Regions from separate parts of the Homo sapiens genome. Here region 1 is linked to region 2. Evidence: chromatin contacts called from ENCODE Hi-C data. All regions are on one chromosome and are shown on one strand. Each heading gives the region's core, a stretch centred on a gene start or an enhancer-like site at or near the end of the contact. The rest is flanking DNA. Distances are from core to core; before and after follow the strand shown. Region 1 holds the start of GTF2H1 (general transcription factor IIH subunit 1). Region 2 holds the start of KCNC1 (potassium voltage-gated channel subfamily C member 1).

Region 1 (2,700 bases), core at 44-2,543, 590 kb before region 2:
CTTAAGGTTGGCAACTTTGGCTTAATTACCTAAGTCCAGTTCAGTGGTTTTCAAACTGTGTTCCAAGGAGTGGCCTCTAGGATAGAAGTTAAGTGGGGTGGTGGGGCCTGGCCCTTTTAAATTTAGTTCCACCAGAGCATGCTGCTTTATATATTGGGTTCCAGATAAAAATTCATGGGGAGAAATTGTTCCACTCCTTTAAAATGTTTGAAAATCACAAGTCTGGATATTGGTTTGTATGGAGTCAATACTCACTGCAAAGCACATTTCATTCAAACCACTCAGTTTTTTTTTTGTTTTTGTTTTTAAGACTGGGTCTTCAAATGGACAAAGGGTGTATTTTTCATATCTTCTTTCCCCATCCCCATTTTACTGATGCTAAAATTGGAGTTTAGGAGTCATTTGGGGCCAGGCACTGTAGCATAATTCTGGCGCTTTGGGAGGTCTAGGCAGGAGAATCGCTTGAGCCCAGGAATTCGAGGTTACAGTGAGCTATTATCACGCCACTGCATTCCAGCCAGGACGACAGAACAAGACTCTGTCTCTTAAAAAAAAATAAGAAAAGTCACCTCCTTATTTAATTTGGCCTTTGAGAACACTGGGGGATTTACAAAATAATTACATATATCCAGGTACTCATGGTCTATTTTTCATCATTACACGACAATCAAATGACCAAAACTAGGAGTGTGTGGACTGGCACGTGTTAAGGTTTTTAAGAGAGGTAAGATTGACAGGTGGAAGCAAAAGGTGTGCAGACAACAAGGTGACAGCTTTTCTCTTACAGAATCCCAGACTCAACAGCACATTTCCTGACGGGAAGGGCTTCTCTGTCTGGGAGAGGCCTCCACTTCATTCTCATAAGCCAAATCTGATCCTGGCTTTGGGTAAACCTGCTCTCAATTTAAGAGCAGGTTTCCTTTAGACAAGTAGATTAGGGGTCGCCTCTTCCTCGCCTCGGGATAAGGGCAAACAAGACGCCAGGCTTGGGCGTTGGGAGGACGGCGACAGCGACGCTGGGAACAGGGGTAGAATCCACGCCGTCCAGCGGCCCCCAGGCCTGTCAGCTCCTCACCCGCCCACCCACCCGCCCGCCTGCATTCTTCGGTCTAAACTTACCAGGTGGAAGCTACAACTCTAGACAGGAAGTAACTAACTGGGTTGGATCCGGTCGAGTTCCGCTGCGCTTCTTAGAGCCGCTGCTGGGAAGAGGCCGAAACCCAGTGGCCGCAGCAGTAGCCACCGCCTCTGTTACTAGGGGGTCTCGCCTCCATCGCTGGCTGCGAGGAGTCTGAGGGCACGTGACCGGAAGTAGCAAGGCGGGCCCTGGGCACGTGACTCAAGAGCGCGGCCGCCATGACACCTTCCGCTAGTTCCCTCCCTCCCCCACGGGTTCCCGCCTGTTTCGTTTCCTCTCTCCGGTCTCGAGCGGCGAAGGGTCCTGGGATCCTGGCTGGCCCAACCATTTGGCCTAGAGCTCCTCCGGTTCCAGTCGGCGCCGTGTCTCCAGCCCGCAACGGCCCTGCGGTCGCAGGCCGTAGAGAGCGTAATCGCGACCGCGGCCTGAGGGGGAGGGACCACGCGGAAGGAGGGGCGTGACTCGTCACGTGATGAGGAAGTGCCGTTAGTAGCGTTGTTTCCAGTCTGCGGCTCTCCTGGATGACGTCAGCAAGGAAGGGGAGGAACGCGAGGGGAGACTGAAGTTCACGTTCCGCTCTTAGTGCGCGGTGAGTTCCCCGGCGCTAAGCCGGGAGACAAGATCCGATCTACTGAGAGCTGCGAGGTACTGCCCTGGATGTGGTGGAGCTGGGCTGGGACCTCCGGGCTGCTGGTCTGTGAGCCTGGCTTTGAAAATTGGTTACTGGGTCTCCTCTCAAGAAATCTCAAGATATTAAAGTTACTGCTGTTAAAAAGGTAGTAGTTCCACTAGGCAAGGAGCTTTTTGTGGGTAGGGATTGTGTTTTGTTCATCCCTGTGTCTCTAGCGGTGTGTTCAGGTCCTGGAACATAGTAGGCACTCAGAATGTTGAATGAATGAATGTATAAATGAGTCAGTCGCCATTTGTCTGAGGCAGAGAGTTGTTTTCTGATCATTTCTTCTTGGATAGAAAGATCCCATTGTGAAAATGAGGCAGTCTGCAACTTCCCCTTCTCATTTCTTCAATTTTTGCTATCTTTCTTACTTCTTTCTCCTCTTCCTCCACGCACCTACTGGGGCAAAAGAGAAACATGTTTGCATTTGATGTGTGAGCAACAAACACTGAACTATTTTACGATAATGGAAAGATGAGATTTGGATTCAGGAGACGCGTATTCTAATCTCAGCTCTACCATTTATGAACTCTGTGATCCTTGGGCAAGCCAGTCTCCCAAAAGTTGTTTCATTTACTTTGGTTAAGCATTTGTCGCCAACTTCTATGTTCTTAGTTTTTGGTAGAGTGCCTTCACAGAAGTAACATTTAAACTCAGCTTTGCAGAAAGGTAGGGTTTTGGTAAATGGGGGAAGATTCCATAAACATCATATATTAAACCATGGAGGCACAGCAAGTTTATGGAATGAAAAAGAAAAAAAGAGTCGAGTCCAATGTAGTTGGAGAATAGAGAGGTTAAGATGGGAAATAAGGCTGGAAAAAGAAGCAGGGAGGAGATAACAGATTTTCAAGAAATAGAGCTGTTGAAGGCTTGTACAATATTATGTATA
Region 2 (2,700 bases), core at 1-2,500:
TGCGCTCGCTCTCGTCCCCTTGGCCCATCGCGGCGCCCCCTTAGGCATGGCGCGGCCCAGCGACACCCATGGGAGCGGCCGCCAGGGGGAGTTGGCGCCGGGGAGGGGGGCGCGCGCCCTCTTCCCCCCTCCCCCCAGCCGTCGGGGGGAACAGAGGCCTGCGGCTCTGGCCACCCCAACGAGCGAGCCAAGCCTCTCCGGGCGCTTTGTCGGGTGCCGGTCCAGGGGAATGTGCGCGGGATCCCAGGGGTCTCTAGGAGCCAGATGTGGGAGGGAGCTGGTCCGGCAGCGGAGGAGGCAGAGGAGGAAAGAAGGGAGGGAGAAAGGGAGGGAGAAAGGGAGGGAGGGAGGGAGTGAGGGGGAAAGAGGGAGGGGGGCGGGCTCAGCAGCGAGCCCCGGGAGGTGGGGAAAATGGGTTGGGGGGCCGGGCTCCCGTCCCCATCTCCGCGGGAAAATGGAGAAATCGGCACAAAGCTTTTGGGGGAAAGGTCAGCCGCTCCCGGGGCCGGACTAGAGGCCAGCCCCCAGGAGGGGGAGGGGAGGAGACAGGGCCGGGAAATTCGCGCTCCTCTGTGAGGTGGTCGCCGCGGCGCGCTCTCGGCGCGGGGGAGATGGATGCCGCCTGCCTTCCTCCCTGCGTGGCCGGGCTGCAGCTCGGGACGCAGGGCGGGCTCCGGCCCCCTCCCTCTCTCCTTGCTTGGCTGCCTGCTCCCCCCGGCGGCGGGCCCGCCTGCCCGCCCGCCCTCCTCGTTCCTTCTCCCCGCCTCCTGGAGGAGATGGCGGGCCCCCTGGGCAGGGGCACCCGGGGTGTTGCTCGTGCGGCTAACGCCGAGCGCTGCTCTCCGTGAGCCCGGGCTCGAGCTGGGGTTCCGCTGGGCTGCGCTCGGACTTGGGCTCCCGCGGCGGTGCTGAAGGGACAGCTCCCGGCGGTCGCGGAGCTGCACGGGGCCAGGCGGGGGTTCTCCTGGCTGGGTTTGATTTGCGGGGCCGGCGGGCACTGGCTCCGGTGCCTCTGCGCCCCGCACTCCGCTCCTCGCTTCGGGCAGGCGGTGGGCGCTGCCGGCCGAGACGGGGGCTGCGGAGGTCGGGCGGGGAGGCGGGGGTGGCGGGTCCGGGCGCGGCGAGGTGAGGCCAGCGAGGCCGGTGAGGCGAGGCGCGGAGCGGCCGCTGCCGCCGCCGCCGCGACGCTGCTGCCGCCCGGGCTGCTGCTCCGCTTGCTGCTCGCCCGTCGCCTGCTCGTTCGCGCGGTCCGCGTCCAGCCCGCCGCTCTCCGGACACGGGCACACGGCGCGCGCAGCCGCACTCGCCCCCGGAGGAAGGCGCCGCGCTGGGTCCTAAAAAGCCCTGATTCCGCGCCCCCCTCCCAGCCCCGCACCGAGCCCGGCCTCCCTCAACCTCGGCGCTGGGGGCGCCCGCCCCGCGCGGCTCCTGCTGCTCCCGGGGGACCCGCCCACGGTCCGCCCTCGGGGAACGCCACTCCAGGGGCGGGGGCTCCGAGAGACGTCTGGGCCCGCGCCCCCGGGTCAGACTGAGGTGAGAAGGGCGTTGGCACCCTCCCCTTGCCTTCCAAACCAGGGACCATCTGATCCCTGGTGAGACAAAGCTCTCCCGGAGTTTTGTCATCAGAGACACCCTGGCCCGGACCAGTGCTGACCGCTCCAAGGAATCCTTTAATACCGACCCTTCTCGCGGAACCTGGAGGCCCCATGTTCCTTCCATGGGTAATGTCTTGCATGAACCCCAACACACACACACACACACACACACCACGTTATCCTCTACGCCCTCCACTAACAATCAATCCTGGACCCCTATTAACCCCTTTGGACTCCTTACTGACCCTGGGCCCTTTATAGCTTCAGACAGAGGGAGTCTCCCATGAGTGCCACATCCATCCAAGCTCACGGACTCTCCCACACTAACCCTGGATCCCTAGGTGGAGACCCCTTATGAAAAGGACCTTCTGCCCTCAGAGGTCAGAAGCAGCAACTGCTCGTAGTTTCCCTGAGCACTGACACCCCCACCCCGCACTTCCTAGGGCTTCAACTGCCCTGGGTGATAAGCTGGTGTTATGTCTGGGAGCTGGGTGGGAGCTGCTGCTTGCTGTGATTCCTCCATCTTCACAGTTGGTCCTGGGGGTGGGAGTTCCAGTTTGAACCTCAAAGCCTTCCTGGCCCATGCCTGCTGCTAGTGCCTTGGTTTACTCAGTAAAGCAATCACTCCTTTACTCCTTACTTGTTTCAGGATCCGTCCCAGGCACAAGGACACAAGAGATGAATCTGACCCAGCCTCTGGCCTTGAGAAGCTCCCAGCCTTCTGGGGAGGTGGCCAGGTGGGCCTAGGCAGGACTGGGGAGGTCAGGCCCGTCTCCAGGGGTGGCTGGGGTGGGAAAGAGGCTTATTGATCCCAGCTCAACCCAATCGAACACAGGATGCCTGGGCAAAGGGCGATTTAATTAAGAAGATATGAGGCTTTTATTACTGCTGGCACTTTCTAACTGTGCAGACAGCTGTCCCTCTACCCTGACCCACAGATGCCGTTGTGAGCCTGGGGACAAAGCTGTGCCACAGACATCGCTCTCCTTACTTGGCCAGGGGAATCCCAATCTAGCCACAGGAAAATCTGTGTGTGGTGGGTAAAAGGCTTGAAGGGGTGGAGAGGGGCAGGGCAAGGATTGACAGATGGGAATAGGACAAGGGG

What was found. Hi-C counts contacts between places; a loop is a spot of excess contacts on that map.
Region 1: a map of IMR-90 shows a loop between it and region 2 (6-fold over the local background). The contact joins the promoter of GTF2H1 here to the promoter of KCNC1 in region 2. A Hi-C loop is called at or near these places in 1 of 168 maps with a recorded cell type or tissue (IMR-90).

What each region holds. Positions count from the first base shown.
Region 1 is chr11:18,321,160-18,323,859 of GRCh38, reverse strand. It overlaps GTF2H1 (general transcription factor IIH subunit 1), which reads right to left and starts at 1,293. Exons shown (of 15, transcript NM_005316.4): 1 at 1,120-1,293. It overlaps HPS5 (HPS5 biogenesis of lysosomal organelles complex 2 subunit 2), which reads left to right and starts at 1,720. Exons shown (of 23, transcript NM_181507.2): 1 at 1,720-1,914. RefSeq lists enhancers at 1,316-1,735, 1,746-2,045, 936-2,135, 1,273-2,222.
Region 2 is chr11:17,733,331-17,736,030 of GRCh38, reverse strand. KCNC1 (potassium voltage-gated channel subfamily C member 1) reads right to left here and starts at 1,250. Exons shown (of 4, transcript NM_001112741.2): 1 at 1-1,250. The coding sequence starts at 28. RefSeq lists a silencer at 1,311-1,410.